Regions from separate parts of the Homo sapiens genome. Here all the other regions are linked to region 1. A link is a loop called in an ENCODE intact Hi-C map of the cell type or tissue named here. Cell type or tissue: endothelial cell of umbilical vein. All regions are shown on one strand. Each heading gives the region's core, and the rest is flanking DNA. Links, peaks and the distances in the headings are about the cores only.

Evidence for each region. Hi-C counts contacts between places; a loop is a spot of excess contacts. Peaks named below come from ENCODE experiments on the same cell type or tissue, not always from the same donor. Only the 100,000 strongest peaks of a DNase experiment are listed, where the experiment ranks them.
Region 2: it touches region 1 in a loop (3.0-fold over the local background); 3 of 110 quality-filtered maps call a loop at or near these places.
Region 3: it touches region 1 in a loop (6-fold over the local background); 13 of 110 quality-filtered maps call a loop at or near these places.
Region 4: a loop joins it to region 1, with 3 times the contacts of the local background. A loop is called at or near these places in 5 of 110 quality-filtered maps.
Region 5: a loop joins it to region 1, with 2.6 times the contacts of the local background. A loop is called at or near these places in 3 of 110 quality-filtered maps.

The regions. Positions count from the first base shown.
Region 1 is chr7:151,684,596-151,690,943 of GRCh38, forward strand. All of the region lies in intron 3 of PRKAG2 (protein kinase AMP-activated non-catalytic subunit gamma 2), which reads right to left. Among named protein-coding and RNA genes, the nearest start is that of PRKAG2-AS2, 120 kb to the right of the region's middle. RefSeq lists enhancers at 1,130-1,965, 1,661-5,993, 2,768-3,967. In endothelial cell of umbilical vein, for the core only: no CTCF peak of the experiment used is centred there; a DNase peak (open chromatin) is centred at 3,186; H3K27ac peaks cover 2,138 bases.
Region 2 is chr7:151,457,294-151,463,641 of GRCh38, forward strand. No RefSeq gene overlaps it. Among named protein-coding and RNA genes, the nearest start is that of CRYGN, 20 kb to the left of the region's middle. RefSeq lists enhancers at 1-530, 1,255-1,923, 3,261-3,928, 5,029-5,580. In endothelial cell of umbilical vein, for the core only: no CTCF peak of the experiment used is centred there; a DNase peak (open chromatin) is centred at 2,878; H3K4me3 peaks cover 358 bases; H3K27ac peaks cover 660 bases.
Region 3 is chr7:151,750,627-151,756,974 of GRCh38, forward strand. All of the region lies in intron 3 of PRKAG2 (protein kinase AMP-activated non-catalytic subunit gamma 2), which reads right to left. Among named protein-coding and RNA genes, the nearest start is that of PRKAG2-AS2, 53 kb to the right of the region's middle. RefSeq lists enhancers at 1,917-2,700, 2,321-6,001, 4,267-5,048, 6,237-6,348. In endothelial cell of umbilical vein, for the core only: a CTCF peak has its summit at 3,637 (motif pointing right); a DNase peak (open chromatin) is centred at 3,735; H3K27ac peaks cover 2,744 bases.
Region 4 is chr7:151,567,792-151,574,139 of GRCh38, forward strand. It overlaps PRKAG2 (protein kinase AMP-activated non-catalytic subunit gamma 2), which reads right to left. Exons shown (of 16, transcript NM_016203.4): 9 at 4,873-4,918; 10 at 2,380-2,434; 11 at 925-1,051. Among named protein-coding and RNA genes, the nearest start is that of RHEB, 51 kb to the left of the region's middle. In endothelial cell of umbilical vein, for the core only: a CTCF peak has its summit at 2,729 (motif pointing right); a DNase peak (open chromatin) is centred at 2,740.
Region 5 is chr7:151,589,100-151,595,447 of GRCh38, forward strand. PRKAG2 (protein kinase AMP-activated non-catalytic subunit gamma 2) reads right to left here. Exons shown (of 16, transcript NM_016203.4): 6 at 6,246-6,348. Among named protein-coding and RNA genes, the nearest start is that of RHEB, 72 kb to the left of the region's middle. RefSeq lists an enhancer at 2,996-3,496. In endothelial cell of umbilical vein, for the core only: no CTCF peak of the experiment used is centred there; DNase peaks (open chromatin) are centred at 1,552 and 3,982; H3K27ac peaks cover 1,917 bases.

The DNA of each region.
Region 1 (6,348 bases), core at 604-5,603:
GGAGAAGACCCTGCTGGTCGGAAGCTCAGAGCCAGCTCTAGCTTCTGCCTTGCCTGGGGGACAGGAGTGTGACACACCTGAAGTTCAAGCTGCAGCTCACCCCTGGCTGACTCCACCCTGCGGCCCCTCCACACAGGCTCAGTGTGGAGGTGAGAAATCCCAGCTGAGCCCTCTCTGACAAGTTGGGGTCTCCTCCAGGCAGTCCTGGCCATAGCCATCCCAGTGCCCCCAGCCACAGTCAGCCACAATGCACTCTGGAAGCTGTTCCTGAGGGCGTGGAGGCCAGTCCCTGGTTTCTCATCACCTGGAGACGTAAGAAATTGGAAAAAGCTGGTCACCCCCAAGACAAGCTCCAGGTGCCACACGTCAGTTCATTGAACAGCGCCTGGACCAGGGTGACTTTAGGTATCAGTACCACTTAGGCCCAGGAGTCCACTTCCTCTATAACCCACTGCAGGCTGCTGTTTCATTTGCACAGAGGCAGGAATACCCTACACAGAGCGGGCCTGCCTGAGCCTTCAGCCATTTCTTCTCTTTCCCCCCAGCCCAGGGTGGGAGTGGCGAGGTCATCTTCAAGACCATTCTACCATTCTCCACCCTCCGTGTTGGTGGATGCATTCCAGAATGATCCATTCAACCTGAACTATTCTACCTCCCACAGCCCCAGCTGCCCAATACTTCTCTGAAAGAAGCCTGTCCTCAGGGCCACCCCACCAACACCCCTATCCCATGCTCAGCTTCTCTTTGAGAACTGCTGTGGTAGACAAATATTTCAGCTTCAGCACCCCTTTACACTCTTGAAAAATAGGGTGTTTAACATATAATGAGTTTATGGTTGTCATTTATAAATGAATTAATGTTTAAAATTTTCTCAGTTTTAATTTCTAATATAGGCTAGGTTCGGTGGCTTAGGCCTATAATCCCAGCACTTTGGGAGGCCGAGAAGGGAGGGGCTGGGAGCTCAGGAGTTCAAGATCAGCCTGGGCAACATAGTGAGACCCCCATTTCTACAAAAAATAAAAAATTAGCTGGGCATGGTGGCCTGTGCCCTTGGCCCCAGCTACTCAGGAGGCTGAGGAGGGAGGATTGCTTAAGCCTGAGAGGTTGCGGTTGCAATGAGCCACAACTGCGCCGCTGGACTCCAATCTGGGTGACAGAAAGACCCTGTCTCTAAAAAAAAAAAAAAAAATTCTAATATGGTGAATATTGATTCATATGACCCACAGAAATAAAAGCTCCTTGGGATCCTCATTTTTTTAAAAGTAACTTCTCAGCAATCTATATTTTTTAAAACAAAACAAAAAATAAGTGGCATTTTTACTTTTTGCAAATGTCTTGAATAGCTGGCTTAATCGAAGATGCTAGGTTTATGTATCTGCTAGTGCCCTCTTTCCCTGTGAGACGGTTTTGCTCTAAACCCTTGTCTGGGCAGTCCCCAGTCCCTGTCCCCACTGAGTCTAACCCGACATGCTGAGTAGAGCATCTGAGCCACAGAGACAGTTAGGATGCTTCTCAGGCTTCAGTTCTCAAACCTGGCTGGGCCAAAAGTCACCTGGGAGCATTGAGAACACATGTGCCCATAGGACCGGAAGATCCTGACCGATGGGGCCAGGAGGAGCCTGGGGATGTGAGCTGTGTGACGTTCCCCAGGTGACGCGGGTGGTTGGACATGTTTTGGAACCATTCATTTAATCCAATCTCCCTATTTCACAGATAGGAAACTTCTAAAGTAATTGTTAGTTCCCATTCTTTATGGTCATGTGGTCCGAGTGCCTCCATCCTGTCTCACAGCTCCCTTCTATGGAAGAGCAAATTCCCTTCCTTCTGAGTTCCCAGCCACCTGCTTGGACTCTGATAGGAATGACTCTCCCTGCAGCCAAGGTCAGCCTCATGCAGAAACGCCCTGGAATGATGCCTCGTCCCCGGGTACCAGGCGTTTATGCAGCTGCCGGCCAGGCCAGCTCTCCTGAGCTCTGCTGCTCCTTTCCAGCCAGCTGCTTTGAGACCTTGCTCTGAATGTTCCTAAAAGACAAGTTTCACACCCGCCTGGTGTCCTCCCCACCCCACTCCAGCCCTGCCCCTGCAGGACCCCCTCTCTCAGCAGGAGTTTCTGGACTCTGGCCCCTTTATAGCTGAATGGCCCTGGCCCTAGCTGAGCTCACTCTCAATTCATATTTCAATCTGGAGTAAGGTTTCAGGCTGCAGATTTCGGTTCTAGGCTCTAAGAATCTGTTTTATGATCTTTTGTCATTGAAACTGTTCAAAATATGTTGGAAAATATCTGAGTGATCTTCAAGTCAAAGCATCATGGTAATATGGAAGGTGAAAAAATATTTCTATTTAAAAAAAAAACTTTCAGGAATTTTTCCAAGGTTATTCTCCTAAAAGGAATCCGGAAAATATCCAGTCTTATAGGGCTTTGTATACCCAATAACATTCTGCACCTAGTTATGAAATAGTTGGCTCTAGCATATGGGTATTTACATGGGAACTAACAAAACAAAACAGAAATGGTGGTGCAGGGGAAGGAAAGGAGAATCTCACAGGGGCTAATTTTAAATCTGTCCCAACTCTGACAATGTGGTCCCAGCCTCTGCTGTCTGCCCTGTTCCTTCTTCACGCTTGCTTGGAGGTCAGAGTTCTACATCATGGACCCAAAACGTAACCCTAGATACTTCGCTTGGGCAAAAGACAACAGCAGATATGCATCTTGATGTTGCCACTTAGAAAGCAGTCCTGGGGAGGCACAGGGGAGGCCCCTCTGCTGCTTTGTGAGAGAGAGAAATTCTGCCACAGAACTTTTCCCATATACAATGGTTTCGGAAAAACAATTTGCTAATAATTTGTCAATGAAAGGGAAATGTTAGCAGCCTCAGTCCCTCTAATTATCAGTATTTGTGGAATCACAAAAGCAACAGGCATTGTTTGGTGCTGTGGAGATGAACTCTGCCGAATGTGATAGTCTGGAATGGGCCAGCATGAGAATCATAGGTGGTAAGAATGGGCATGACCTTGGACAAACATCTCAGAACCTCATTTTCGGTGGAGGAAGTGCAGGCTCTGAGAGGTGAAGTGTGTGGCCGAGGATCTACCCCCCACCCCAGAAGCAGGTCCACAGCCATGACTCAGGTCTTCAGGCCGCAGCCCAGGGCCTTGCTCCATTCCAGGAGGTTTCTGACGGTGACCTCATCCCTGTGGAATGTTGGGGAGAAGACCGTTTGTATGGGCGACAGGAAAAAGCACACGGTCGCACCAGGCGAGGTGGGTGCCTCAGGTCAGAGGTGTATCTGCCTTGGGCTGCCTCTCCGTGTCCACCCTCCTCCCCAACGGGGCTCCCTCGGCCAGCTGCCAAGGGTGTATAGGGTGGAGCGGGTAGTGGAAGGCCAAGACTTGGCACTTTGGGTTTGGAAGGGGAGGGAGGAGGAGGAGGAGGAGGAGGAAATGAGGCCCCCCCCCGGGCTCCTTGCTGAGTCAGCATGGTGACTACTGTCATTTCCTAGAAGGAAATAAGGGAAGGACACCAATTCAATAGGAGACCTGGGGGACTTTCATACTCTCAGCTGATGCCAGGGTGCCCAGTGAGCAGGGGAAAGGCTTCCTGGCCCTGGCGGCAGGATGGGGCCAGAATATTCCTGGGCAGGAGCCCCCCCAGGTGGCCCATCCTGCCTGAGCATGTCTGAACATGTTCTTAGGTCAGGACTAGAGTTCGAGATTTCAGAAATGTCATTCTAACCTTGATCTCTTCGAGATGCCTGTTTATAACACAGCATCGTTCATGCCAATTGTCTGGCAAAGCCGGTATACACGGCTATCGCTATGATGTAAAACAGCAGATCTCATGTGAGGGTAAACTTGGAATTTACCCCGATGAGATGCGGTGTGGGGAGGGTCCAGTGGCTGCGAGGCCCTGGAAGCATGCCTCTTTCAGGGAGGCCTCCATCATCAGAGCTTCCGTCTGCAACGTCCCTGCCCTGTGCTGGCCAGGGAACTCCGCGGCGGGCTCCCCCACTGTGCCCGGGATTCGGACACTGCTTGCCGCGGAGTGTTTCCAGTCCCTCTTGAAATTCCTGGTTGTTGACAATTTGTTTATTATTCTAGCTCTTGAGGAAACTTCCTAAAAACTGGGGAAGAAGTAGTTCTTCAACTTTCTTGAATCTCAGGACACTTGGATCATCTGACGAAACTGATGAATGAAGCATGGGTACACAGATTTCTCTGTCTCTCAAATCACTTCGGGGCCCTTCTAACTCCCCAAAAGTCAGGTTTTAGGAATCTGTATTCCGAGGGGTCTCAAAATGTTCACGTGGTTCCCCTCTCCTCCAGGGTGGCCGGCCTCCCTGTTCCATCTTCTGAGAGGAGCTATACCCATTTTGCACCCTGAACCTCCAAACTCAGAAGTCTCTGAGGAGCCCTGAATAGGAGAAAATGTGGCTGAAAATGAAGTGGAAAATCAGTGTGATAACCAAATCAAGATCACGCCTCGCTGGGACCCTGTCACACTAAAGCTTCCAGAGCATAGTCGTTTTTAAAATCTGTAATAGTACCTGGAGTTTTTTCCTGTGCTTTCTATAATTCAGCTCTTTGAGTCTGCTCTGAACCCTTGGTGGTAGCTCACTGCTCATGAACAGATCCCCTCCTGGGGGGCTCCAGTGGCCTCCCACAATGGTCCCATTCCTGAGCTGTTTATCCTCACTCTGGAGGGCTCCCTCTGATCATCCAGGCTCACGGCTCTGGATGAGGCACAGGTGGGAAGGGCTGTGGGTGATGCAGGGAGGGCTTTCAGTCACCATCCCCTCCTGGAAGTGTATCCCAAGCCATTTCCAGGTGTACAGCTCTCAGGGGAGACAAGAATGCATTGTTCTACCTGGCACGATGGGGTGTGGGCCACGTGGGGTATGGGCCACAGAAGCACATTCCCAAACCTCCACTTTGGAGAGCCACGTACAGCGAAGCAGGAGAAGGCGGCAGAGGCGGGGATGGGGAGACCGTCTGTGAGTGTGGTTCCTGCCCGGCTTTCCCCTTCCCGCCAGGTCTCCCAGGAGGCCAGGTGGCGGCTGCAGCCGGTGGCAGACACTCCCTTCCTGGGGTGCTGGCTGCAGCCGGCTGCCATGGGACTCCAACCAGGGCTCTCCTGGGGTTCTGTTGACTCAACACATCATCTGACGCCACCCCGGCAGGCCCTCTGGGTGTCAGGTGCCAGTGAGACGGGTTGGGGAGGCTGGGACGGTGTCCAGACTGCCGCCTCTGCCCCAGAGCTCGTTTCCATGGTGCCGTTCCCAGCTCCAGGAGCTCTCCTCATTCACATCATGAAGGGAGAGGCAGGGATCGTGAGCTCTAGTGGTTGTCTGCCTCCAGTGATTAATTGGTACGATTCTCCACGGAGGAGGAAGAGAAGAGGAAGGAAAGCTGCAGATGAAAGGGAAATAAGCGTCTCGTGGTGGAAACAAAAGTATTGGTTGCATCCTTTCAAAGACGATCTGGAATCTCAAACCTAGGGTTTACCTCTGCCCCTCGATGGCAACAACAATTCTGGGAGTTCAGGGCCATGATAAAAAATGACAGCATCACACCTGAATTGCTGCTAGTGTTTTTAATAGACAGGTAACCACTCATCCCGAGGGAGGTGGGAAAGGAGCCCTCTTGCTAGGGAGCTTGGAATTCCTAATGCTGCCTGTGTCTGATGGACAGTACCTACCCCTGGTAGAGCTCGCTTCGCGGGGAGGGAGAACTCAGCCCTCTGTTTGCATGATCTGAGGCTCTGGAAAGCCCCCTGCCCCCTTCCAGATACCTCATCTACTTGACAAACTTCCAAGATGCCCTGCCTCCCCTTTCTACACATTGCTCTTCCCCGAAAGGTTCCTGCTCTGTTATTCTTGGTCAATCTGCAGAAGGCAGGCCGGATACTCCACAAAGGACCCAAGAGAGGAGCAGCCGTTAGGAAGGTGCAAGGCTGGGAGGGAAGGACAGGACCAGGGTTCCCGGATTCAATTGTACCACATCATACATGTTGCCTCCATGCAATTTTCTCTTTAGTGCCAGGTTTCTAGAATCAGTGCATGAAAAATGATATCTGAATACGGTGCTTAGGGGAGCCGGGTTTTTTCCACTTCTGATTCACTCCACAGCTTCAGCATCTATTGTCAGCTAAGCTCATCTTCTGTGAAGCCCTCACTGGTTTCTAGAGTGAATCATTCCTCCTTTTCATGCACTTAGCACATTCCAATGTTATCAAATGATAGAGTGCTGGGTTGTTTCCTGATGCACCTCGGGTCTTCCACTAAGCGTGAATGGCAGTGAGTCTCGCTTATCGCTATCCCATGGGGCCTGGTGCACTGTCCCAGCTCAAGA
Region 2 (6,348 bases), core at 450-5,449, 230 kb before region 1:
CTAGGTCATCACTCTTAAGTTCAAACTTCCACAGATTCCCAGGACTTGGACACAATGCAGCCCAGCTCTTTGCTGAGGTGTAAAGGGTGATCTTGGCCCCAGTTCCCAATAAGTTCCTCATTTCCACCTGAGACCTCATCATCCTGGACTTCACTGTCTATATTTCTATCAGCATTTTGGTCACAACCAGTTAACAAGTTTCTAAGAAGTTCCAAACTTTCCCCTTGTCTTCCTGTCTTCTTCTGAGCATCTTCAAACTCTTCTACCTCTTCCCATTACTTAGCTCCAAAGCCACTTCCACACCTTCAGGTATCTATCTTTATAGCAACACCCTACTCCTCAGTACCAATTTTGTGTATTAGTCAATTTGCGTTGCTGTAAAGGAATACCTGAGCCTGGGTAATTTACAAAGAAAAGAGGTTTATTTGGCTCACAGTTCGGAAGGCTGTACACGAAGCATAGTGTTGGCATTTGCTTCTGGTGAGGGCTTCAGGAAGCTTCCAATCATGGCAGAAGGTGAAGGGGAGCCAGCATATGTGGCGAGAGGGAGCAAGAGAGGTGGAATTGGGAGGGGAACCCCGACTCTTTTTAATAACCAGGTCTTGCATGAACTCAGAGCGAGAACTCACTCATTAACATGAGAACAGCATCAAACCATTCACAAGGAATCCACCTCCATGACCCAAACACTTCCTACCAGGCCCCACCTCTAACCTTGGGGATCACATTTCAGCATGTGATTCGGAGGGAACACACATCCAAACTATATCACTGGCGACTCTTGGCAGATCACAACTTTGAGCATCACTTTTCTCCTTTGTAGACATGAAAGTTCTGGCTAGCTGTCATTTGGGCTCCTTATCCTTTCTTGCCCCAGTTTGCCAGGGGCTCTCTTGGTCTTAAAATTGCAAGCCACAGCTGGGCGTGGTGGCTCACGCCTGTAATCCCAGCACCTTGGGAAGCCAAAGTCGGGGGATCACCTGAGGTCAGGAGTTCAAGACCAGCCTGGCCAACATGGTGAAACCCCGTCTCTACTAAAAATACAAAAAAATTAGCTGGGCGTGGTGGTGGGCACCTGTAATCCCAGCTACTCAGGAGGCTGAGGCAGGAGAATCGCTTGAACCCAGGAGGCAGAGGTTGCAGTGAGCTGAGATTACGCCATTGCACTCCAGCCCAGGCGACAAGAGCGAAACTCTGTCTCTCTCACACACACACAAAAACAAGAAACAACTGCAAGCCACACATTGAAGGAGCCCTCTGTTTTTGTTTGCCTCCTGGGGCTGCCATAACAAAGTAACCCAGACTGGGTGGCTTACAACAATAGCAACGTATTCTCTTGTTCTGGGGGCCGGAAGTCTGAAACCAAGGTGTTGGGGGGTTGGTTTCTTCTTGGAGGCTCAGAGGGGAATCTGCTCCAGGCCTCTCCTGGCTCCTGGAAGTGCTGGCAGTCCTTGGTATACCAGTCTCTGCCTCTCTGTGTCTACATTTTTTTTTCCTTTTTTTTTTTTGAGACAGAGTCTCACTCTGTTGCCTGGGCTGGAGTGCAGTGGTGCCATCTCGGCTCACTGCAAGCTCCACCTCCCGGGTTCACACCATTCTCCTGCCTCAGCCTCCCGAGTAGCTGGGACTACAGGCACCCGCCACCACGCCCGGCTAATTTTTTTGTATTTTTAGTAGAGACGGGGTTTCACCGTGTTAGCAAGGATGGTCTCGATCTCCTGACCTCATGATCCGCCCGCCTCGGCCTCCCAAAGTGCTGGGATTACAGGCGTGAGCCACCGTGCCCGGCCCCAAATTTATTTTTCTTATAAGGCAGGGATCCCAACCCCCAGGCCATGGACTGGTCTGGTCTGTGGCTTGTTAGGAACTGGGCCATACAGCAGGAGGTGAGCAGGGGGCGAGCAAGCATTACCAGCTGAGCTCTGCCTCCTGTCAGAGCAGCGGTGGCTTCAGATTCTCATGGGAGTACGAACCCTATTATGAACTGTGCGTGCGAGGGACCTAGGTTGCATGCTCCTGATGAGACTCTAACTAATGCCTCATGATCTAAGATGGAACAGTTTCATCCTGAAACCATCCCCTCAACTCCAGTCCGTGGAAAAATTGTCTTCCATGAAACTGGTCCCTGGTGCCAAAAAGGTTGGGGACCACTGTTCTAAGGACACCAGCCATTGGTTTAGGGTCTGCTCTAATCCAGTATGTGCTCACTTTAACTTTGTTCGTTGGTAATGACCCTATTTCCAAATAGAGTCACATTCACAGGTACTGGGAATGAAGACTTCAACATGCCTTTTGCCGGGAGGCAACTCAACCCACAGCCCCCCTCAGTCCAAGTCCCCAGGGGGTGGTGAGTGGCCTGGCCACCTCTGCGGTCCCACAGTCCTGTCACTCCGGCCCGTGCTCCCTCCTAATCTGGACAATAAGAGCCCTGTGCCATTATTGTCCAAGCCAGTGCTTCTCAAAATGCAGCCCCTGAGCTCGCAGCAGCAGCAGCAGCAGCGTCCCTGGAACTTGGAAGACATGCAGATGTCCTGCACCTGACGGGGCCTCTGCAATCAGGGACTGTGCGGGGGAAGCCAGCCTGTGTCAGCGAGCCATCCAGGTCACTCTGATACAAGCCAATATGTGGTAACTGCCGAGCCAGGCGGCTGCGCTGGCTTAGAGCTGTTACTGTCATTCTACAACTTTACAACAATGCCCCAGACACAGAAAAGGTTGCGCCTTGGAACGATTTCTGTTATGGGATAATAAAAATCCCGACGTCAGAGCTAAGGAATGTGACCTTCCGCTGCTCCAGTTGTAACTCCCTGCTGTCCTCCTGCTTGAGCCTTTTAGGGTAAAGTTCAGCACATATCACCCTCGTCAACCGCGCCCCGTAAGGCAGCCACAGAGTCCTGTGCTGATGTACTTGAATTCCTTGCTGATCTGATGATGATGGGAGCAGGAGGGGAGTGGAGGGATATACAGAACGCCAGGCGGCAGCCACGCGGTGCAGGCAGAGGCTCTCTCCTCGCAGGAGCCTGCCAGCTGGCTGTTGTGTTCTTGTAGGGAATAAATCAGGAGGCACAGCTCTGCCCGGGGCTTTCTTGGGCAGTAGGAGGAACTGGGTGAAAGGTCTTGGCTGCTGAGGCCACAATATTTCCCGAATCCTGTGCTATTTCTTGTGAAACTACGAATCCAAGACTGTTTCCTAGATTGTGGCAGATGTGGGACCCGGGGGGACCTTCAGAGTCATCTCCCAGGCGACTCTCTCCTTTGCAGATGAGGAGCTGAGGTCCCACCGCTCAGAAGCTGACTGGGCAGGTCAGCAGCCTCCCTGGCCAGGACACAATCTGCTGCGCTGCCACAGGGTCTGGCTGGGCAGGTGTGGGACTGAGCTCTGGGGACCAATAGTGACACCGCACAGGCAACCTTCAGCATGCTGGACATGAGAACGAGGGCGGGCCTGCAATCCTCGGATCACTGTGTTGGTAGTTCTTAGTAGATCATACTGTTCTTGATGCCTTGGGCCAGACTGGAATGAAATATTTTTTCTCGGATTTGGTAAACTCGTTTGCTGGGGTAAGTCGTGGTGTTCCGTATTGCTTTGGATGTGTAGCCCAGGAATAAGATGGCAGCACTGCAGGATTCCGGAGCCACCCACAGCACCGACTGCTGCTGGAGATACACAATCATGGGCACTCGTGAAGCTGCAGAAACTCACGGGGACCCTGACACCAGGTGAGAGCTCCAGCTGGCAGTCTGAGGTTAGCACACCCGTCCTCAGGACTGTGGCTTGGTGCTTCTATAGCACTTTGGAAACATCCAGGGTTTTCATACTTTTGGCTGTGACAACGATCCCTGGTGAAGGGAAGTTTTAAAATAAAAGAAGATCACAAAATATAAAGGAGTTGCCCAAAGGTTTTTATTAGCTGTAGAGGGGGCCAGGACCGGAATGTTCCAAGTCTTTGTCCCTGACTGGGGATGAAGCTCTGACTGGGGTTCCCTGTGGACAGGCTCATGGGCTATGTCCCAATGTGGTGTGGTGGAAACACAGACTAAGTGGGGGATCAAGTAGCTGCCCCTTGACCTCTCTGGACCTCGGGTTCCATGATCTGAAAACAAGGATGTTAAATTAGATCTGATTCTTTCCAGTTCTAACCCCACAGCAGCTCTCACCTGGCCATTCTGTTGCCCTCTAGGAAGTCATTGAGGTAGGGAGGATGGGCAACACAAAAATTGTTTTTTTTCTTTATATAAAACATCCCCTTCTTGGGGGAGGGTAACGAGGTGGAATGGTTCTGGAATCTCCCAAGGAATGCTTTGAAGGCATCCTGGTTCAAGGATTGCTAGGCAGTGTGGGCAACCGGAGTAACCACAGCATCCAGAGGCTTCTGCGAGCACACACACCTCCTGGAACCTCAGGCTCTGCTGAGGAGGCTCTGGCACAGGGGCAAGGCAGCAGTGTGCACACCTCTTAGACTGGGGCAGCAGCCTGCAGGCACTACAGATATTCCCCTGAGAGCCCAGACCTCTACAAGCATTGCTATGAGGCAGCAGCACATTCTGGGGCATCTGAGTGACTTTCAGACCTCTGGGTACAGCTGCAATCTCAGTCTGTTTGTATTAACAATGGCAGAGGGCACTGAGCAGGAGCAGCCCTTCTTTGTTGGGAGCTGGTGTCAGGTGGACTCAATAACGACAGGTCAAATGGCAGCACAATGCACTGTATACATGGTGGGGAATTTTAATCACACAGCAACAGGTGCAGGCTAAATTCAAAAGAACCTGTCCAGAAGGTGGTGCCCTACAAAGGCGCCTCTGCTCATTCATTCAGCAGCCACACCATCAGGAACTGTGCAGTAAGGACCCCAGGAACCTAATGAGAACACTGGCAAAAACTGTCCAAAAAAATAAACGTTTCCAGAGCTCCGGAAATTAACCAAAGGCTCATAACAATCCAGGGAGTGTTGAAGGAAATTGGCTGAACCTCAGAGCAGTGAGCATTGTGGCATTTTTACTGGCCCTATTCACAGCCCTCCAAACCTCTGCCCCTGAGCTCCCTGGTAGCCTTGAAAGCAACAGCAGCAATCCCCATAAAACTCAGCAGCTTAGCAGCCACAGGAAGGGTCAAGTTGGGGTTGGAGCTCAGTGACCTCATTTGCCTGGTCTGGTGGTTCCACCTGCAAGCTAGCCTGTGACCTGACTCTGAGCTAGGCTCACCCAGCACTTTCTCCCTGGGGACGTTTATCAAAACAATCAGCAGCAATTTAGTTGACACTGGGGCAAACAACAAGCTAACAGAAACTGGAAAATGAGATGCCCACAGGGGGCCTGGGAAGCCATTATGTTTCTGGGGTTACACAAGAGCCTGCAGGCTCCAGGCTGAGTGCTGCTCATGAAATACCTGAATAAGTTGGGTAAGTAGAAGTGCTGACAGCAAAACTCTCCCCCCAACTTTTATACCCAACAAGACTATCCTTGAAAAATAAAGAAGACATTCCCAGATAAACAAAACCCATGATAACCCATTGCTGGCAGACCTGCTCTAGAAGATATACCAAAGGAGCCCTTCAGGCTGAAAGAAAAGGACACTAGACAGTAACTTGAATCCTAATGAGGAGTAATAATGGGCACCTGTAAAGGCAACCACATAAGCATGTAGAAAAGACAACATCAATGTATTTTTTAATTGTAACTTCTTTTCTCTATTTGATTTAAAAGGCAACTTCATAAGCCAATTGTAAGCCTGTGCTGATGGGCATATAATATATAGAAATGTCATTTGCATGACAATAGCAGCACAAATGAGAGAGGAACTGGAGCCAAGCTTTTGTATGCTATTGAAATTAAGTTGGTATGAATCTTAACTAGAGTGTTATAATAAAGTAAGATGTTAACTGTAATTCCCAGGGCAACTGCTAATAACTTAAAATACACACACACACACACACACACACACACACACACAAACTACAAGGAAATTAAAATGGCACAGTAGAAAGTATCTATTTTATAGGCTCTGTGCTAGGAGGAGCTTGGAATCAAAGATGTCTGAGACACTGTCTCCACTCCAGCCAAATCTAGTCGAGTAATACACAACATACACAATACAAGGAACAAAAGTGATGATCAGTTATGACACATGCTGTACCATATGATAAAACATGAGTGCTTGGATAGATTCACAGAGAGGGGTGCTTCAGGCCATCCTAGAAGCCCCTGGGAAGAGACAATGTTGAGATCTGAAGGGTTAGAAGTCTCGGGAAGGGGTGTCCCAGGCAAAGGAAAGAGCCCCAGAAGCCCCCATGGCTAAGAGAGCTTTCTGGCTCTGGAAACTGATCAAGGCCACTAACTAGACAGGGTTGA
Region 3 (6,348 bases), core at 881-5,880, 66 kb after region 1:
GATGTGAGGTTTCCATTTGGGGTGATGAAACAGTTCTGGAACTAGATTGGGGTGATGGTCGCACAACACTGTGACTACTGAGTTATATACTTTAACACTGTTAAGGTGGCCAGGCACAGTGGTATGTTCCTGTCGTCCCAGCTACTAAGGAGGCTAAGGTGGGAGGATCACTTGGGCCCAGGAGGCAGAGGTTGCAGTGAGCCAAGATGGCACCACTACACTCCAGCCTGGGACAGAGCAAGACCCTGTCTCCAAAAAAAAAAAAAATTTGTTAAGGTGCTAAATTACATATTATATGCATTTTACCACAAAAAAAGTTAAACCTACAAATACTAAAGGAAAATATGGATTAATTCTACAATCTGGATTTCTAATGATGACTAAGTATGCTCATGCTATTGTCTAATGGCTATTTTCATGTCTTTTGAGGATTGCCTAGGCATGTCTTTTGCCATACTGATTCAAAGATTCCTTTTTTTTTTTTTTTTTGAGACGGAGTCTCACTCTGTCGCCCAGGCTGGAGTGTAGTGGTGTGATCTCAGCTCACTGCAAGCTCTGCCTCCCAGGTTCATGCTATTCTCCTGCCTCAGCCTCCCAAGTAGCTGGGACTACAGGTGCCCGCCACCATGCCAGGCTAATTTTTATTTATTTATTTATTTACTTATTTTTAGTAGAGACGGGGTTTCACCGTGTTAGCCAGGATGGTCTCGATCTCCTGACCTCGTGATCTGCCTGCCTCAGCCTCCCAAAGTGCTGGGATTACAGGTTTAGTAAGCCACCACGCCCGGCCCAAAGATGCCATATTTTTTTTACAGCTACATGGTACTCTGCTATGTAGCTGTAACTTCTTTATTTCATTGAACTACTCTATTTATTATTTATTTATTTATTTATTTTTTTGAGACAGGTTCTCGCTTTGTCGCCCAGACTGGAGTGCAGTGCAATCACAGCGCACTGCAGCCGTGAACTCCTGGGCTCAAGTGATCATCCTGCCTCAGACTCCCAAGTACCTGGGACGACAGGCACATGTCTCCATGCCCAGCTATTTTTGTTTGTTTGTTTGTTTGTTTGTTTGTTTGGTAGAGACAGGGTCTCGCTACGGTCTTGAACTCCTGAGCTCAAGCAATCCTCCTGCCTCAGACTCCCAAAGTGCTGGGATTACATGTGTAAGCCACCTCACCTGGCCAACTACTCTCTTCTATGTGGGTGTTTAGGTTGTCTCTAATACATCTGCTGAGAAGGCCTAGAAGCAATGACACCCCAGGAGTGACATGCACACGTAAACACTATTTGCCACTAAAAGTGACAAGGGCTCTTTAGAGCAATGGCTAATTCCAGGGCTGGGGTGAGGAATGTACAAGATCAGCCAGAAAGCCAGGAAGTGCCCACAGCATGATGGGGACAGGGTGGGGATATGATGGGGAAAGTCAAAGGACACAGTGATCCGCCTGGAGAGGCTCCTGCTGGCCACGTCTAGGACAATTTGAGCATCAAAAACTTGATAATGAAGACATGGAATCAACCTAAATGCCCATCAATGACAGACCAGATAAAGAAAATGTAGTACATATGTGCTGCGGAATATTACACAGCCATAAAAAAGAAAGAGATCACGTCTTTTGAGGGAACATGGATGGAGCTGGAGGCGATCATCCTTAGCAAACTAACACAGGAACAGAAAACCAAGTGCTGCATGTTCTCACTTATGAGTGGGGGCTAAATAATAAGAACTTACGAACACAAAGAAAGAAACGACAAACACTGGGGGCTACTTAAGAGGCAGAGGGTGGGAGGAGGGAGAGGAACGGAAAAGATAACTATTGGGTACTGAGCCTAATACATGATGAAATACGTGGGTGATGAAATAATATGTACAACAGACCCCCATGACACATCTTTATCTATGTAACAAACATTCACATGGACCCCCAAACCTAAAATAAAAATTTTTTAAAATATTTGATAATGAGAAATAACATGGCACTGAATAGGATACAAATCCATGAGTCCATAGATACATACACACACAGGGAGAGAAGAAAAACCTGTTCTTTAAAGTAGCATTCCAACCAGTCAATGTAGAATTCATGATAAATTTAGAAAATCGCCTTTTGGTAATTACTATAGTAACAATTCAGGCAAGAAATACATATCAATCCTAAAACTAGCAAGTGAAAGTTTGATGAGAAAGAAGACATTTACACAATCCCAAAGTAGGTCCCCCTGAAGCCCTGACTGGTGACAAGGGGGAAAGTAAGCCCTTTATTAAAGTAGAGAACTTTATGGTGGCAGACGCCCCCTTCACCAAGTGACCGGCGTCCACTTCACCGGAAAGGTGTCGCGGCCGCATCGGGTGACCCTGCTGGGATGCAGAAGCCCAGGGCAGCCCACGGATGGGTGGGTGCCCACCTGAGGGCGGAGGCTGGCTCTGATGGTGAGGAAATGTCGAAGGGCAGGTGACACAAGAACTGGCCGTTGTCCTCCTGAAAAGTGCTCAGGTCGTGACAGATGAGACAGGACTGAGGAGCTGTTCCAGATGAAGAGACTGAAGAGAAAGGACAACGAAACAAAACGCGTGGCTGGAGGTCTCCTCTTCCAAGAAATGACGCCCCTGAGACAAGGCACAAAATGTGAATGAAGCCTGCAGCTTAGCTGATAGCATGATATTTGTGCTGATTTCCTGATTTTGACAATTATACTGTGGTTAGGAGAATGACCCTGTTTTTATGAAACATCCACTGAAATATTTAGGGGTAAAGGGATATGATGTCTGCAAATTCCTCTCAGGGGTTCAGAATTCATATAAACACACAGTGAGAGATCGTGAGAAATGAGATATGGGCAGATCTGGTGAAATGCTAACATCGGGCAATCTGGGTGAAAAGGATATGAGAACTCTTTGTATTATTTTTGTGACTTTATGTTTGAAATTGTCAAAATAAAATGTTATTTATTATTTAATAATTGTTTTTTTAGAGACAGAGTCTCACCATGTTGCTCAGGCTGGTCTCGAACTCCTGGGCTCAAGTGATCCACTACCTTGGCCTCCCAAAGTGCTGGAATTACAAGCGTGAGCCACCTCGCCCAGCCCTAAAGTGTTATTTTAAAAAAGGAATTAAGAAATACAGGCTGAGCAGTGGCTTGTGCCTATGATCCCAGCACTTTGGGAGGTCAAGGCAGGAGGATCGCTTAAGCCCAGGTGTTTGAGACCAGCCTGGGCAACATGGCAAAACCCCATCTCTACAAAATATTTAAAAATTAGCCGGGCATGATGGTGCACACCTGTAGTCGCAGCTACTCAGGAGGTTGGGGTAGGAGAATCGCTTGAGTTGCAGTGAACTGTGATCGCACCACTGCACTCCAGCCTGAGAGGCAGAGCAAGACCGCATCTCGAAAAAAAGAAAAAGAGCTACAGTGGGCCTGTGTGTTAAGTAAGAGCATGTGTTAGTGCTGCCTTTTACTGTCTCCGAAGGTGGGAGCATCACCAAAGCAGGCCCTGAGAGAACTAGAGGACTCTAACTCGCTGAGGGCAAGGAGATTCTTCCGGGAATTTTTCGTTGGCTTCTCCCAAATAATAACAGCCTGGACACAGGATGTGCAGGCCAGCCCTGGCTGGGGACGTCTTCCAGGCTGGCGCCAGAGGGCGCTGTCCCCAGGGACCACACGGGATGCCAGGCCACATAACTCTGCAATGTGTTGGCTGAACTTTTCAGGAAACTTGGATGCCGCACATACTTTTCCTTTCTTTGTGGGCAGGCAAGATGAGTCACGTTTTTCTGGAGTCTGCTCAGCCCCAGTATTCAGACCTCATCAGCTGCCCTGGTCCGGAAGGCTCCAGCTGTGGCCAGTGAGCGGGGGGCCCAGGGTGCCCGCGTTGGCTGGGCCAGCACTGGGGCTTAGGGGCAGACTTGGGCAAGCCAGAGTCAATCTTTTTTGTCGGGTACAGGGTAAAGCTCACAGTAATTCTGGATCATGGCAACATCTGGGGACAGACCCAGGGCCCTTTGTACAACTCACAGGGCACAGCCCTGAGGGAGGCTGGGCTTTGGCTTCATATAGTCCCTGTTCTCCCGCCCACCCAACCCCCTCCGCCGCACCTGACTCCCCACCACCTCTCCAGGCCCTAACTTCGAGTACCTCACTCTCCAGCACTTCGAGCTGCACCTCACTCCCCAGCACTTCTCCAGGCCCTACCTTCGCGGTCCCCTCAGTTCCCCTGCCTCCCTTCCTTCCGAAGGCCACTGTGGTATTGGAAAGTTGGAGCAGCGACCTGAAGGAAGGGACCCCACCTGTGTCTATCTGCAGGAAGGGTCGCTGCAGGCTCTCTGAGAGGCAGGCTCTGGGATGGAAATGAGCATGTTGGATGTACATCAGGGAGTGCTCTTGGGCCTGACAAAGGGGCGATGGAGACCCCGTGAAGCCCCGACAGAGAGTTCTGAAGCCCGGATGCCCCTTCAGAGCTGTCCTGAGCGGGGGTCGGGGGCTGGTCCTTTATGTACATCGGCCGGTTATTGGGCGTAGGCCGGCTCTGGGAGGGGCTGAAGGCTGGCGAGGTGGTGCTCCTTAGCTGAGGGCCATCTGTCTGTCACACCCACAGCTGGGAGTGAGTTCCTCATTCTTGAAGGAATCGGGAATCTGGGAGGCACGGCACAGCACAGCCTCAAGGGTGTTCTGGCTCCAGGGTGTTTTCTAGCAGAGGGCCTAGGGGACATGCTCAGCATCTCAGGGTGTTTCAGGCAGAGGGCCTAGGGGACATGAGCCTGAGCAGAGGAAGACAGGGGGTGGGTGTGCACAAGACACAGTCAGAGCCAGCCCAGGGTGACCTCAGAGGACCTCAGAGGCCATGTGTGGTGGGGCTTGGAGTTTTCATTTAAATGTGCTGGGGCGGCGTCAAGGGGTTGAACAGGGGATGACATGATGGGATTTATGTTTTAAAAACAGGAGTTGGCAAATTACTACCCAATGGCCCAATCCTGCTGGCCACCTGCTTTTATAAATACTTATTGGAACACAGCTGCACCATTAGTTTATACTTTGTCTATGGCTTCGTAGTTGCAAAAGAGACCACGTGGCCTTCGAAGTCTAAGACATTTACCATCTGGCTTTTTACAGGAAACATTTGTCAACTGCTGTTTGAAGAGACTCCTCTCCTTGCTGGGCAGAGTCATTTCCAAGGCAGCAAGGGGACTCTCACGGGGGCCACGGCCCCTCACGAGCCTTCCCAGTTTCACCCCGGTGCCTAAAGCAACTCACTTTAGCAGTTGCTCGTGTTCTTTGGTATTAATGATATAAATCACCTGTGCACACCATGAGGTTCCTCCAGGAGGCTGCGGGGCCCTCCCAGGTGGAAGTGGAGAAAAGTCCTCAGTGTCTCTACCTGTGCGCAAACACAAATACTTCCACTGCCCTCTCCCGCCTCCTCTCCCATCCCCCATTGGTCTCCTCCTCTTCTCAGGCCTCTCCCCCTGGACCACCAGTGATGCCGGCAGCCACAGGTCCCTCTGCCCCCAAAGCAGGTCTCGCCTCTGCACCATCGGTACAGTCCCACAGGCCCCTGTGGCCTCCCTGAAAGTGAGGAGTAAAATGACTCACGTACAGGTCATGTGAGCAATGCCCCAGGAACACACACCACACACGTGACTGCAACGAAGGAAGTGTGGGTTCCTTTTAACGTAGGAGCCACCAGAGCTTCCCCAGGAACCTCTCTGCCTCTGAGGCACCAAAGGTTTCCTGTCCTTGCAATGCTGGGAGGGACCCTAGATGGATTTGTGGGTGCATCTCGGGCACCCCGCTCAGCACATGGCTCAGGCACACGCAACGACTCAGTGGTGCCTCCAGGCGAGCGGGTACCTGCGCTGCTCTCATGCTCAATCCTCACCCCTACTCTGCCTGGATGCAGGGGCTGACCTCTGACCCCTGCTGCCATGTGTCCAGGCTCCCGCTGGGCAGGAGACAGGGAGACACCTTGGGCAACATCTGACCATAGCTACAGCCCCTTTGGCTCCCGTTCCTGCCAGACAGACCAACTGCAGCTCCTGGTTCCAGCCCCGCCAGGGCTCCCAGCGCCGCCCTCTTCCCTTCTCCCACCTGGGGTGGGAAAGGATTTTCCTTACTCATCGGTGGGTCGCTTCCCAAACTCTAGTCTGGCGTCTCAGCTCTTTCCTCACCTTTATAACCACGCAGCCACATAATCAGAACTGTGACGTCCGTGTATTAAACTCCATCTGCTTTTAGTACGGAGAGTAACCCTCTTCCAGGTAGGACCCGGGCTGACAGCTGAGCTAGGGCCATCTGCAGGAGACGATTCAGACGGGGTCAGCGCTGCGATTCGGGGGAGTAACCAGCGGT
Region 4 (6,348 bases), core at 493-5,492, 120 kb before region 1:
AGCCCTCTGTGCTTCTGTCAGCAAAAGGGGTCCCTCAAGCTGCCTCCAGGGCAGGAGCTTCAGCTCCTTCACACTGCACCGGAACGCTATGTTAGGTCCTTAGGTGAAGCCATGGGGAGGAAAATGGGAAAGCTAATTTGAAGTACATTTTTAATATCTGTTACAGTCTTGGAAAAACAACTCTTCAAAGTACCTCTTCAGAACGATTAAGACCTTCTACTGGTTCTATTTGACTGATTACTTACAACCTCAAATTCCATGCATGTAATTAAAAGACAAACATAAAAAGCCTCTTATAAACTCTCTGTTCTTCCTGAGTCTCTTTTAATGTTTCCAACCAAACAGGCTCAAAGTTCTGGATGACTACGGAGCCAGGTCATTTCAAGTAGCTGAGAAAACCTACAGGTTAATACAGGCCTTATTTGGACCAACATGGTATTCTCTTGCCAAAATTTTATTTGCTTCGGGTTTTTCTATCACTGCTGCAGTTTATAAGATAATCTTGAGGAAAGCATTTTTTGGAACATGTTTCTAAAACCATGACACCAGTAAAAGCAACATAAAGCAATTTTTGCTCTAGATATTAGTTCAGTTTATCTTGTACAACAGTCCTCAATTAGACTTGCAGATTGCCTTATTTCCCCTCATATGCTGGTGACAAATGTTTTAATTTAAAGAGAGAATGCCGAGTTTTGTTGTTAAAATTGTTTTGATACTTGCACTAAAAGGTGATTCTTTTAAATTGGAATCAACTTTAAGAATGTACAATTCAGAGAGTAGTAAGTTGAGAAACTGAAGTTTAGAAAGGGAGACCTCAAAACTAACAATTTCTTCTACTGAGGGTAACAGGAGCCAATTTACTTGAAGTACATTATTTAATAAGTAAATGCAATTATGTCTTTAGAAACGCTAAAAACTACTTACAAAAAGCTGGAGGAACTTGAGGATTCTTTTGTGGGTAAGTATATAAAGTGCATTCCCACTGATAGGGTCAATAACGGGCAATCTGTGGATTTTATTTTTGATCAAGGAGTATACAGCATCGAAGAGGCTGTGGGAGAAGTCATTAAAGTTGTTAGGAGGCTTTCGAGAAAAATCAGAACACTTTGGACTACCCCTGCCTTAAAGCACTTCCAGTGTTTTTATTATTGCAATAATAACAGTGTTTTGGAAGAGTTTTAAATTAGAGATCTCAGCAAATTTTTCATTTTTCACAATCTATGTTAACATATCTCAAATACAAGTGCAAGCTACAAATCTCTAGAAGAGGAGATTTTTTTTGGTTTGTTTTTTTGAGACAGGGTCTTGCTCTGTTGCCTGCCGTCATGGCTCACTGCAGCCTTGACCTCCCGGGCTCAGGTGATCCTCCCACCTCAGCCTATTTGAGTAGCTGGGACTACAGGCATGCGCCACCTTTCTTTTTTGTAGACATGGGGTTTTGCCACGTTGCCCAGGCTGCTCTCGAACTCCTGAGCTTAAGCGATCCACCCACCATGGCCTCCCATAGTGCTGGGATTACGGGCATGAGCCCTTGCGCCCAGCCAGGAAGAGGAGTTTTTTTAAAGAGTGTATTTAGTGATTTTATTTGAAAGACGATGAAACCTAAATCCTTAGAAAAGCAAACAGATACATCGTATTGGCAAGAGAGCAAAGGCTGTAGCAGCAAGCTCTCTGCATTGGTGAGTGGGCAAACTGGCTCTACCCCGGGCCGGCCCGGCTAGGAGATATTGCAGGGCCAACATTTCTGTTCTACTTGGTCCCTCTCCTGGGACTGCCAGTAAGAAGGTTGTTATACCTTTTTGTTAGGACTTGGAAATAAAATGAAAATAAATATTTTAATCTTTCTCTGTACTGGATTTGAGTTTGAAAGATGCTTTTACACCAATATGGAAATGTATCACAGCCAAACCAGAAGGCTTGGATAAAAAAGGACGGGCCAGACGACTACACAGAAGGCAGCCCATGCTCTCACCACATCTGAACCGACATCTAACACACACTGATGTTTAAACGCTAGTGTGGAGCAGAATTGCCAAGGGAGTTGTTTAAATGTGTATTCCTGGGCCCTATCCTGATTTAGCAGGTCAGGGGTAAAAGCCCAGGAATCTGCAATTTCAACACGCCCCCCAGATTGGCCGAGATCTTCGTGATGGTTTAGTATGACCCTATTACTAGACCATTATCCATCCTTAGCACCAGCAACGGCTGTGATTTTTGTAGTGTTCCTAGATTTACTGAATGCGTACAGTGTAGCTGGAATTAAGGAGGCAGGCCCTGTTTGGAATGAAGAACATGTTTATTTGTGTCTTTCTTTCTATCATGGTGATAAAACACATACATCTGAATGAATGTTTTCAAAGAAAAAAAAAACAAGTTTACCTTGCATCTGGAGATATATTCACTAAAGGCTTAAATGTTTCTTGTAAATAAAGCTCTGTATTTATAGAAAGAAAATATGCAGTTAGTAACACATTTGCTGTTTGCAGTTATAACACAAATTCAAATACCCTTCAGTTTACGGTTAATAGTTAGAAGGATTAAAAACTCAAATAAAAAGAAATTTAATTTGCCTAAAACTCCTGTGTTAATCATAGTTATGGCTATTTTAAACAACTTCCAAACTGTTTTCAGGATGTTGCATTTGAAGAAAAATTAAATATTAAAAAACAATGTGACAGTAAGTGTTTATAAAATCAGGAAAAACAAAGAAATCTGATAAAAGAGCAATACCAGCAGAGGTCACTAGAATGCTACCAGGTTCACCTTACTCTCAAGAAATGAAGCAATTATGAAATTTAAAAAATCAATTTCCATAAGTTATAAGATAAAATCAGTTATGACAAACTTTGTTCTTTAAATATTTTTAAGTATTATTTTACCAAATTGATGCTCAAAACCTACTGCATTGTGGGCATCTTTCCAGCACATAAAAACTGTTTTTTTCTGAAGATATCAACTGCAATTAATTTGCTTTTCCAAGGTTTCTTTTTTTTTCTGAGACAGTCTCACTCTGTCACTCAGGCTGGAGTGCAGTGGCATGATCTGGGTTCACTGCAATCTCTGCCTCCCAGGTACAAGCAATTCTCCCACCTCAGCCTCCCAAATAGCTGGGACTAAAGGTGCACGTCACCACACCCTGCTAATTTTTTTTGTATTTTTAGTAGAGATGGGGTTTCATGATGTTGGCCAGGCTGGTCTCGCACTCCTGACCTCAAGTGATCCACCTACTTCAGCCTCCCAAAGTGCTGGGATTACAGGCATGAGGTCCTGTGCCCAGCCTAATTTTTTTTTTTTTTTTGAGAAGGAGTTTTGCTCTGTTGCCCAGGCTGGAGTACAGCAGCATCATCTTGGCTCACTGCAACCTCTGCCTCCCAGGCCCAGGCGAGTCTCCTGCCTCAGCCTCCCGAGTAGCTGGGAGTACAGGTGCGCACCACCACGCCTGGCTACTTTTTTGTATTTTTAGTAGAGACAGGGTTTCACCATGTTGGCTAGGCTGGTCTCGAACTCCTGACCTCAGGTGATCCACCCGCCTCGGCTTCCCAAAGTGCTGGGATTATAGGCGTGAGCTACTGCGCCTGGCTCTAATTTTGTATTTTTAGTAGAGAGAGGGTTTCACCATGTTGGTCAGGCTGGTCTTGAACTCCTGATCTCAAGTGATCCACCTGCTTTGGCCTCCCAAAGTGCTGGGATTACAGGTGTGAGCCACCGCACCTGGCCTTGCTTTACCAAAGTTTCTATACAGAAGGCGTTTAAGAATATTTTGGCATTATTATTACTACAAAATATCATGTAATGTCAAAACGTAAACATACTTAAACCTTGGTCTATCAGTACTTGTACAGTAGAACTGGACAAGAAGCTGGTGTTACACAATCACTGCACAACAGACTGTACAGATCCCATGCCAAATTTGTTTAGCTTGGTTTGACAAAGCCGTAATAAACCAAACCCATCACTCAGTGAAACTTCTAAATCGTATGGATTTGAAAGGGCCCCTGGGGGTGTAAGAGAACTCCAAGATGTATTCTGATTTCACAGCCAGCTACAAAGGTTGCTTCTCCTATCAAGCATATTATGGGAAACACAGAACCAAACTCTTCAATTTTGAATTCAAAATTTTCCTTCAGTTGGTCCCTCCATTTCTACCAGTGTTTCCTTGAGCACCCTCCAAAGGCTCCGCTGTTGCAGACAGACTGGGTCTGCCGTGATTCCCACCCCCGGTCCTCTCCACCAACCCACCATGACAAGTGTCAGTGAGACCACCACCTTACAATCATGAAATGCGAATTTAAGAAATGGTTCTATGGCAGAAAAGAGTATCATGATTTTACAGGGTGAATGTCAATGTGACAATGAAGAGAATATGGTCTTCAAATTACTTCCATGCTATTTGCTCCAAACCATCTAGTTTGAGGTTCATTTGTCCTAAGTTTCTCCACAATTTGTAAAGAAACAATTACTAGGTTTAAATAAGAACAGATGCTTGCTTTGGTTCAAGTTAGGCATGCCTCTGATGCATTTCTTAATACCAAGGCAAATCTCTGAGGGCTTAGACTTAGTAGTGAGCGGTGGCCCCATTGTGGGCAGCGAGGTGGGGCTTGGTTAGCTCATTCATCTTCACATTCCTGGCCCTAGGATAAGGCCTTGCCTGCTGAAGGTGTCCTATACATGTCTATAAACAGAAGGGACAATACTTATATTGTTCAGCTTTAGTACAGTAGCATACTATCAAAATTAACAGAAATAAAGAGAATGTTTTATATAACATTTTATGGAGCAGAGAGAAAAGGATCTGCAAAATGAAAACATACTTTTCATACTAAACATAGCTTTCCCGATACTAAAAGATTTTAAACATCCAATAGTGCTTACCCCTCCATGTTTCAATTTTATGTTCCTCTAATTCATAAATCTGTACCTGCAAATAAAAAAATTCTTATTTATAAATATACATATACAACATAGAAAAAATATTTGGAAAATGAAACAAAACATAGCTTGGATAATAGCATTTTCTATTCGCAATTAGAAAATGAGGCGGCCAGGTGCGGTTGCTCATGCCTGTAATCTCAGCACTTTGGGAGATCAAGGTGGGCAGATCACCTGAGGTCAGGAGTTTGAGACCAGCCTGGCCAACATGGTGAGACCTCATCTGTACTAAAAATACAAAAATTAGCCAGGCATATTGGTGGGTGCCTGTAGTCCCAGCTACTCAGGAGGCTGAGGCAGGAGAATTGCTTGAACCCAGGAAGCAGAGGTTGCAGTGAGCCGAGATGGTACCACTGCATTCCAGCCTGGGCAACAGAGTGAGACTCTGTCTCAAAAAAAAGAAAGTGAGGTGAGATATAGAGAAAAAAATGTATCTCAAGTTTTTTTTTTTTTTTGAGACAAGGTCTCATTCTGTCATCCGGGCTGGAGTGCACAAGTGCGATCATGACTCACTGCAGCCTCAACCTCCCAGGCTTAAGTAATCCTCTCAACTCAGCCTCTGAGTAACTTGGACTACAGATGTACACCACCATGCCTGGCTAATTTTTGTGGGTTTTTTTTTTTTTTTTTTTTTTTTTTTTGTAGAGATGGGGTTTCACCATGTTGCCCCACTGGTCTCAAACTCCTGGGCTCAAGTGATCCACCCTTCTCAGCTTCCCAAAGTGCTGGGACTACAGGCGTGAGCCACTGTGCCTGGCCTGTATCTACAGATATTAAGAAAAACTTTGGGCTGCATATTTAGACATAACTGCTTTTTTGCAATTTTGATTTCATATTCTACTGCTAAGATTTCTTATATGGGATTTGCTGCATTTCACAGAAATCTATCTATTCAAAAATCACACTCATGCTGATTTTGCTAGTTCAAAAGCAGAGATATGACCACTATAAGGAAAGCCCGTGTTCACTTGCATTGGTAATATTGAAGAAATAATACACTTCATGGGAAATAAATACAGGATATTTACAAAATCTTTGGTAAAACTTCCTAAGAGTATGGTTGTGTTTGTTTTTCGGAGACAGAGTCTCCCTCTGTCGCCCAGGCTGGAGTGCAATGGCGCGATCTCGGCTCACTGCAACCTCCGCCTCCTGGGTTCAAGCGATTCTTGTGCCTCAGCCTCCTGAGTAGCTGGGATTACAGATGCCCGCTGCCACACCCAGCTAATTTTTGTATTTTTAGTAGAGACAGGGTTTCACTATGTTGGCCAGGCTGGTCTCCAACTCCTGACCTCAAGTGATCCACTTACTTCGGCTTCCCAAAGTGCTGGGATTACAGGCGTGAGCCACTGTGCCCGGCAAGAGCATGTTTTATGAAGAAACTCATTTTTGTATTTGATGTAAGAATTATTGGATAATACT
Region 5 (6,348 bases), core at 888-5,887, 95 kb before region 1:
AGCAGGAAGAAGGGCTTGCTCCTCCCGTCAGCGGCTAGCAGGGCTCCTGTCTGCCTGCAGCTCCCGTGAGCTCCACCCAGGCACTGCCTTACCTGGGCACCGAGGCACCTCCTGTAGCAGCGGCTGAATACAGTTTGTTGTTTTCCCATTTTGTGCAAAATGAGCTTCCTCAAGCCCCAACTCCCACCCAGAGACATAAGCACCAGCTAGAAGGCACGCGCCAGGACCCCCTCTCCTCCACGACACTGTGGAGTACACCAGACTCACACAGCATCATGGTGAAACATGGGTCACTGAGCCTCATCCCCCCGTTTTGGATTCGGGTCTCAGATTGGGTCTGATGAGCTGCGTTTTTAAAAGTTCCAGCTGATGCTGAAGCTGCTAGTCTGGGAATCAGACTTTGAGAACACTGCCTTAGAGGTCTTTATTTGTCCTTTCAGTTACCAGTTAATTTAGATCCAGTTAACATTTGCTTATGTTCTTTTTCTGTTCAAATAACTGGTGTGGCTTCTGTCTCCTGACTGAACCTTGACTGATCAAGAAACTGGCACCACGGCCGGGCACGGTGGCTCACACCTGTAGTCCCAGCACTTTGGGAGGCTGAGGCGGGCAGGTCAAGAGGCCAGGAGTTTCAGGCCAGCCTGGCCAACAAAGTGAAACCCCATCTCTACTAAAAATACAAAAAATTAGCCAGGTGTGGTAGTGGGTGCCTGTAATCCCAGCTACTCAGGTGGGTGAGGCACAAGAATTGCTTGAACCTGGGAGGCAGAGGTTGCAGTGAGCCAAGATCGTACCACTGCACTTCAGCCTGGGTGACAGAATGAGACCCTGTCTTTAAAAAAAAGAAGAAGAAGAAGAAAAAAGAAACTGCCAAGACTGGTTCCCAGGAACAGAGGACTTGGAATTGGTTTCCCATCCATGGGTTTAACACAGTGTTGAGCTCTTTGTCAGTGGGAAATCAGATTCCTGTAATCCAGGGCAGGCCATGGCATTGTGACTAAAAAAGCCATCATCTGTGCCTGTGATGACATTTGTGTGCCAGGGCCCACATGGCCACTGCACTGGCCACTGAGGCAGAAGCCAGGACCAAAGGACTCAGTATGACAGCATTCTGTGAGTGCGCTGGGGCCTCTGAGAAAACCTCAAGCCCAGGTCTGGGACCTGCACCCACAGACAGAGAACCCAACAAGCCTCTATGGCAGTCCCCAGAGAGTCTATTTCTTGTAGCTACAGGGCTGTTTCCAAAATCAAACACAAAGCATAACTCTGCGGGGTGTGGATGCACAGGCGGAATTGGTGGCATCACCAGGTTTGATGGGAAAGCTGGGCATGGATCTGGAAGGAGTGGGACCCTGGCACCGGACAGAGGGACATCTGACTGGACTCAGATGAAGCTGAGATTCCAGATTCGGGAGTTCCTCCGAGCCTCCCATGGCAGTGGGAACAGCTGGCTCCCCAGTGTCTGAGAATCACCTTTCTTTACTCGAAAGCCCAGTGACAGGCTTTCCTAGGGCAGACGCCTAGCGTGGGCCTCTCACCCTCCCACCCTTGCCACCCCTTGACCTGTAACTGGGGACAGGTTTCCGCATGCTGCAGGGGAGGAAACCACTTATATGCAAAACAAACTGTGAGATCTTGCCATTTCACAGCTGCAGAAACCGAAGAAGTATGTATGGGAATAGGTGCTAGTAACGTTAGGACAAAGACGAGAAATTTAACACTAGTTTGGTGGGACTGATTGCTATGAGTGGTCTTATGAGAAATTGTTCATTAACATTTTGTGCACGCAGCCGGCAGTGGCTCTAACCGCTCACTTGGTTGACTGCCTGAAGTGCAGGGCACTGCTGAGTCCGTGTTTAATGAGGCTGAGATGCCAGGCTTCTGTGGCACAGTGAACTATACAGGAGGAATCCACAGGCTTCGGGAGACAGGGGCATTGGCACGGATTTGTCATGTGCCACCTGCACATTCCATACCCAGAGGACACTCCCTCCTGGAGCCCCTGAGGAATGTACAGGTGAGGGGCCCCTTCAATAGGAAAAGTGAACTTGTCACTGCAGCAGCTGTTCCCAATGTAGTATCTTGGGGGACCCACAGCCCCTGCCTGGACACATACTCCTTTTCTCTATACCAATCTACAAGGACCCCTAGACGGAGTCTGCTTTACCTGGCAACAGGATACTTTCACCCGTGTGTCTCAAGGCTGCGGCACCCCCGCTCTCTACCTTATTATGGTCTGCAGAGAAGCTGGCCATCTTCACACTGCACACTGCCACACTGGCCCATGCGCTGATAGCGGTGTGGGCTGGACTAGACAGGCAGGAAGTAGCAGAGCTCTAGGTGCCTCTGTGAGATATGTGCCGGGCAGAGCATGAGGGACAGACCCCGCAGAACCGGGGGTCTCACACCCCAGAACGGCCTGAAACACTGGAGACACCCCTCCAATGGGAGCTTCAAGTTGTCACTCCACACTCCACCTGCCACTGCAACCACCAGGCAGGTGTTTTGGAGGCAACATGCACCACATGTGTACGTGCTACTCTGACACCGGTACTGAGTGACACTAAAAGCTGTTTTCAGAGAGGCCCAGGGCACGATCAGGCATGTGGCAAGTCCAGGCTGCTCTTCTGTGTGGCCTTAGGACCCAGCAAGGTTGATATTAGGGGTGCTGTAGGAAGCCTCCACCAAAAGGAAATTTACAGAGCAGACATTGAGGGTTTTGAGGGAAGATTAACCCCAAAACAACCATGCCTTCTCCTGCAGATAATGACTCTCCCGCTGGGAAACAGTTCCTGGCCGACTGCACCAGGCCCTTATAGAGACCAAACAAGCTAGCCACGAGATGCGGAGACCATGCAACCTGAGCTCCCCATCACGAACAGGGAACTACTAGGCCCCCCAAGCCGAATGCTGAGCATGCACAGCGACCCTCTCTCGCCAGGCCGAGACGGGGCTCGCCCAGGCCTGTGAAGTACATGGACACTGCATGGGTACATGATGCAGCTGCTCTGACACCGGTGCCTCCCCTACCTCGATCCACACCCAGACTCGGGGGAGCTCCTTATGAGCCACTGACTGATGGAGAAAAAGCTGGGCTTGGTTTACAGGTGCTTCTCCTGCTGGGCTGGCCCCTGCTGGCACTGCACAGTGTGGCTCTTGAGGACAGTGGGGATTACATCCCCCAGCAGGCAGACCTCCCAGTTGGACATTTGATTTCCACTTTATCAGGACTGAGATGGCCAGGACATATCTACATGGATCCCCAGGGTGATTCCAGTATTAAACCGAGGGGAATCTCATGGAACCCAACTGCAGGGAGTCCAGTCGGCCTCTCAAGAGACCGAAGATGGAAGCAGAAAAGCCAAGCCCGAGACTGCTCTTCCCCCTCATTCTGGTGGCACACCCTCGCATTCTGCTCTCCTCTCATTGGCTCTGTTCTACTCCTGTCTGCGCACACTCTTTCAGCTTCCCTGCAAGTGGCTCGCCTTGGTCCCTAGAGCAGTTACGGCTCTGATGACGTCGTATCCTCAGAGTAACGTGGTCATTTTGAGTACTGTTCTGCAGCTTACTTTTTCTTTTCCTAATCAATGAATCAATGAATATACTCTTGACAAACATTTTCTCCATTATGCAGTATTCTATTATATGCCTATGCGAGGATTTATTTAACTGGTCTCTTAGGTTGTTTTGGGTACGCGGCTATTTTGTTTGCTTTCTTAGCTCTTGAGGGTGTGTCAATGGCTATTACTGCAGCCTGTGTCTAGAAAATACTCAAATCACCCCTTTTCAAATACATCTTTTTACCTTGACTTAACCAATGCCAAACAACTCTCTCCCCCTATTTCCATGGTAATGCATCTCAGCTCCTCTCAACTTAGAGGCTCACAGGATAAACGGCTTCCCGGAGATGATGCTCACAGCTCCTCTTAATTACGGAAGTGATATTTACTGGATCAGTCACCTTGGACATCCATAAGGCATTGCATTTTTCATGTATTACTCACTTGACTTTCTCTAGGGTTTAGCCAAAATGAGTAATACATGGAAAGCTGGGTAAAAGTCAAATCAGCTGTTACTTGTTATTATTATTTTTTGAGAGTCTTGCTTTGTTGGAGTCTTGCTCTGTCATCCAGGCTGGAGTGCAGTGGCACAATCTCGGCTCACTGCAGCCTCCGCCTCCTGGGTTGAAGCGACCCTCCCGCCTCAGCCTCCCGAGTAGCTGGGACTACAGGTGACTTCTACCACACTCGGCTAATTTTAATTTTTGTATTCTTAACAGAGACGGGGTTTCACCATGTTGGCCAGGGTGGTCTTGAACTCCTAACCTCAAGTGATCTGCCCGCCTTGGCCTCCCAAAGCGCTGGAATTACAGGTTTGAGCCACTGTGCCCGGCCTACTGTCGCTTATTTTTAAGTTGGTAGAAATGCCGGTGGTCAGAAAATCTGGTATTTTAAAAAGTAAACCTTCTGGGGGATGGGCGTGAGGCTGAAATAGGTTGAGCCAGTAGTTCCTTTATTTTGGGAATTCAGAACTTCTCATTATTTTGTTATTGAAACATGTAGTCACAGTTCTCGAGACCGCATCTCTTAAAACAACTGCCTACTGTTTTCCCTACTATAAGATTGTATTTGGATGCTTCCTTCTTTGTGTCAAATAATCAAGAATCTTAGGGTTTTAAAAGTGACTCTGAAGGTTACCTGGTCCAAAGTGAACTCAGCAAAGAACATAAAGCCAATTTGCAAAAATCAATTGTATTTCCATACGTTAACAAGAAACAATTGGAAAATGAAATTAAACAAAAGCAAAGTCATTTTTGGTCATCCTGTAAGTCCTGGGTGGCAGGCACAGAATACAGGTAAGGGGCTCCAAGAGCCCGGGGAGCCCTCTGAGGACGCACGGCAGGTGTGGGGCATGGGAACAGAAGCAGGCCACACCTGGGGGTCCCTGGGGAGGTCTAAAGGGCCTGGTGGAGCAGGAAGAGCCTGGAAGGATCATCTAAGGCAGGGCTATGGGAGGGGGTGGATACACTCCAGGGCACCTTTCAGCTGGTGCTCCCGAAGGCTCAGGCTGAGGCAGCCCTTCCAGGGCCCTTGCTGGGTGTCTTCCCCTGCCCTGCTCTTCCTCTGATCCCTTCATGCTTCCTCCTGGGAGTGCATCCTTCATAAACCCATGAATTCTTGGTTTAGCATTTACTTCTGAGGAACTCGACTGAGGACAATCCTACTTGGAAAATATTTATGTAGAAACAATACACTAAATGTATACGCACAGATATGTGTGTAGACACCCATTTGATTACACTGAATGTAGTTTGATCACGGTATTGAGTATATTATTTAGGACTTTTTGTATGTGATTATAAGTTACATTGATATAAAGTAAGTTGCAATACGCATAATTTTAATACCAAAATGTTAAGATTCAAATTTTCTGGGAAAAGAGATCGGTAAGGTTCTTCTTTCAAAAGATTGCCCATTTTTGTGATTTTCTTCTTTTTTACCAATATTATTTCAAATTTATCATATGTTCTACTAAATAACTAAGAAAGACCATGAGGATATACTGAGCGAGGCCATACAGTTTAATAATGAACAGCTTAGGTTCTAACACACATTAGACAGGCCTGTGTTCAAAACCCCATCTTGTACTAGCTCTGTGGATTAGGTCCTTAAATTCCACAACAACTTGTGGACTAAGCTTTCTTTTTCTTTTTTTTTTGAGATGGAGTCTCACTCTGTTGCCAAGCTGGAGTGCAGTGGCACAAGCTCGGCTCACTGCAACCTCTGCCTCCTGGGTTCAAGCGACTCTCCTGTCTCAGGGTCCTGAGTAGCTGGGACTACAGGCATGCACCACCACACCCGGTTAATTTTGTATTTTTAGTACAGATGGTGTTTCATCACGTTGGCCAGGCTGGTCTCCAACTCCCAACCTCAGGTAATCTGCCAGCCTCGGCCTCCCAAAGTGCTGGGATTACAGACGTGAGCCACTGCACCTGGCCAAAGCTTTCTGACTTAAGTTCTTAAACTCTATAATTTGAGCTTCCCTGTCTTTAGGAAGAAGACAGTAATAGCACATTTCTTATAAGGTTGCCAAGATGTTGAGAATTCAGATAAAACCTCAGCACAGTGCCCGATAGTGCAAAGGACTCAATAAACGTTTGCTGGCATTGCTGGTTTTAAATTACTGTATAAAGTAGTAGCCATCCAAAAAATACCAAAAAATTCATGAAAATGGAGTACACTTACTTGTAATGTAGTATCAAAGACAACAAGCTTTGAACTGGTTGGAACGATGTCATAACACTTGTGTGACCTCATGAATCGCATGTAAACACCACTTTCTGAGTCT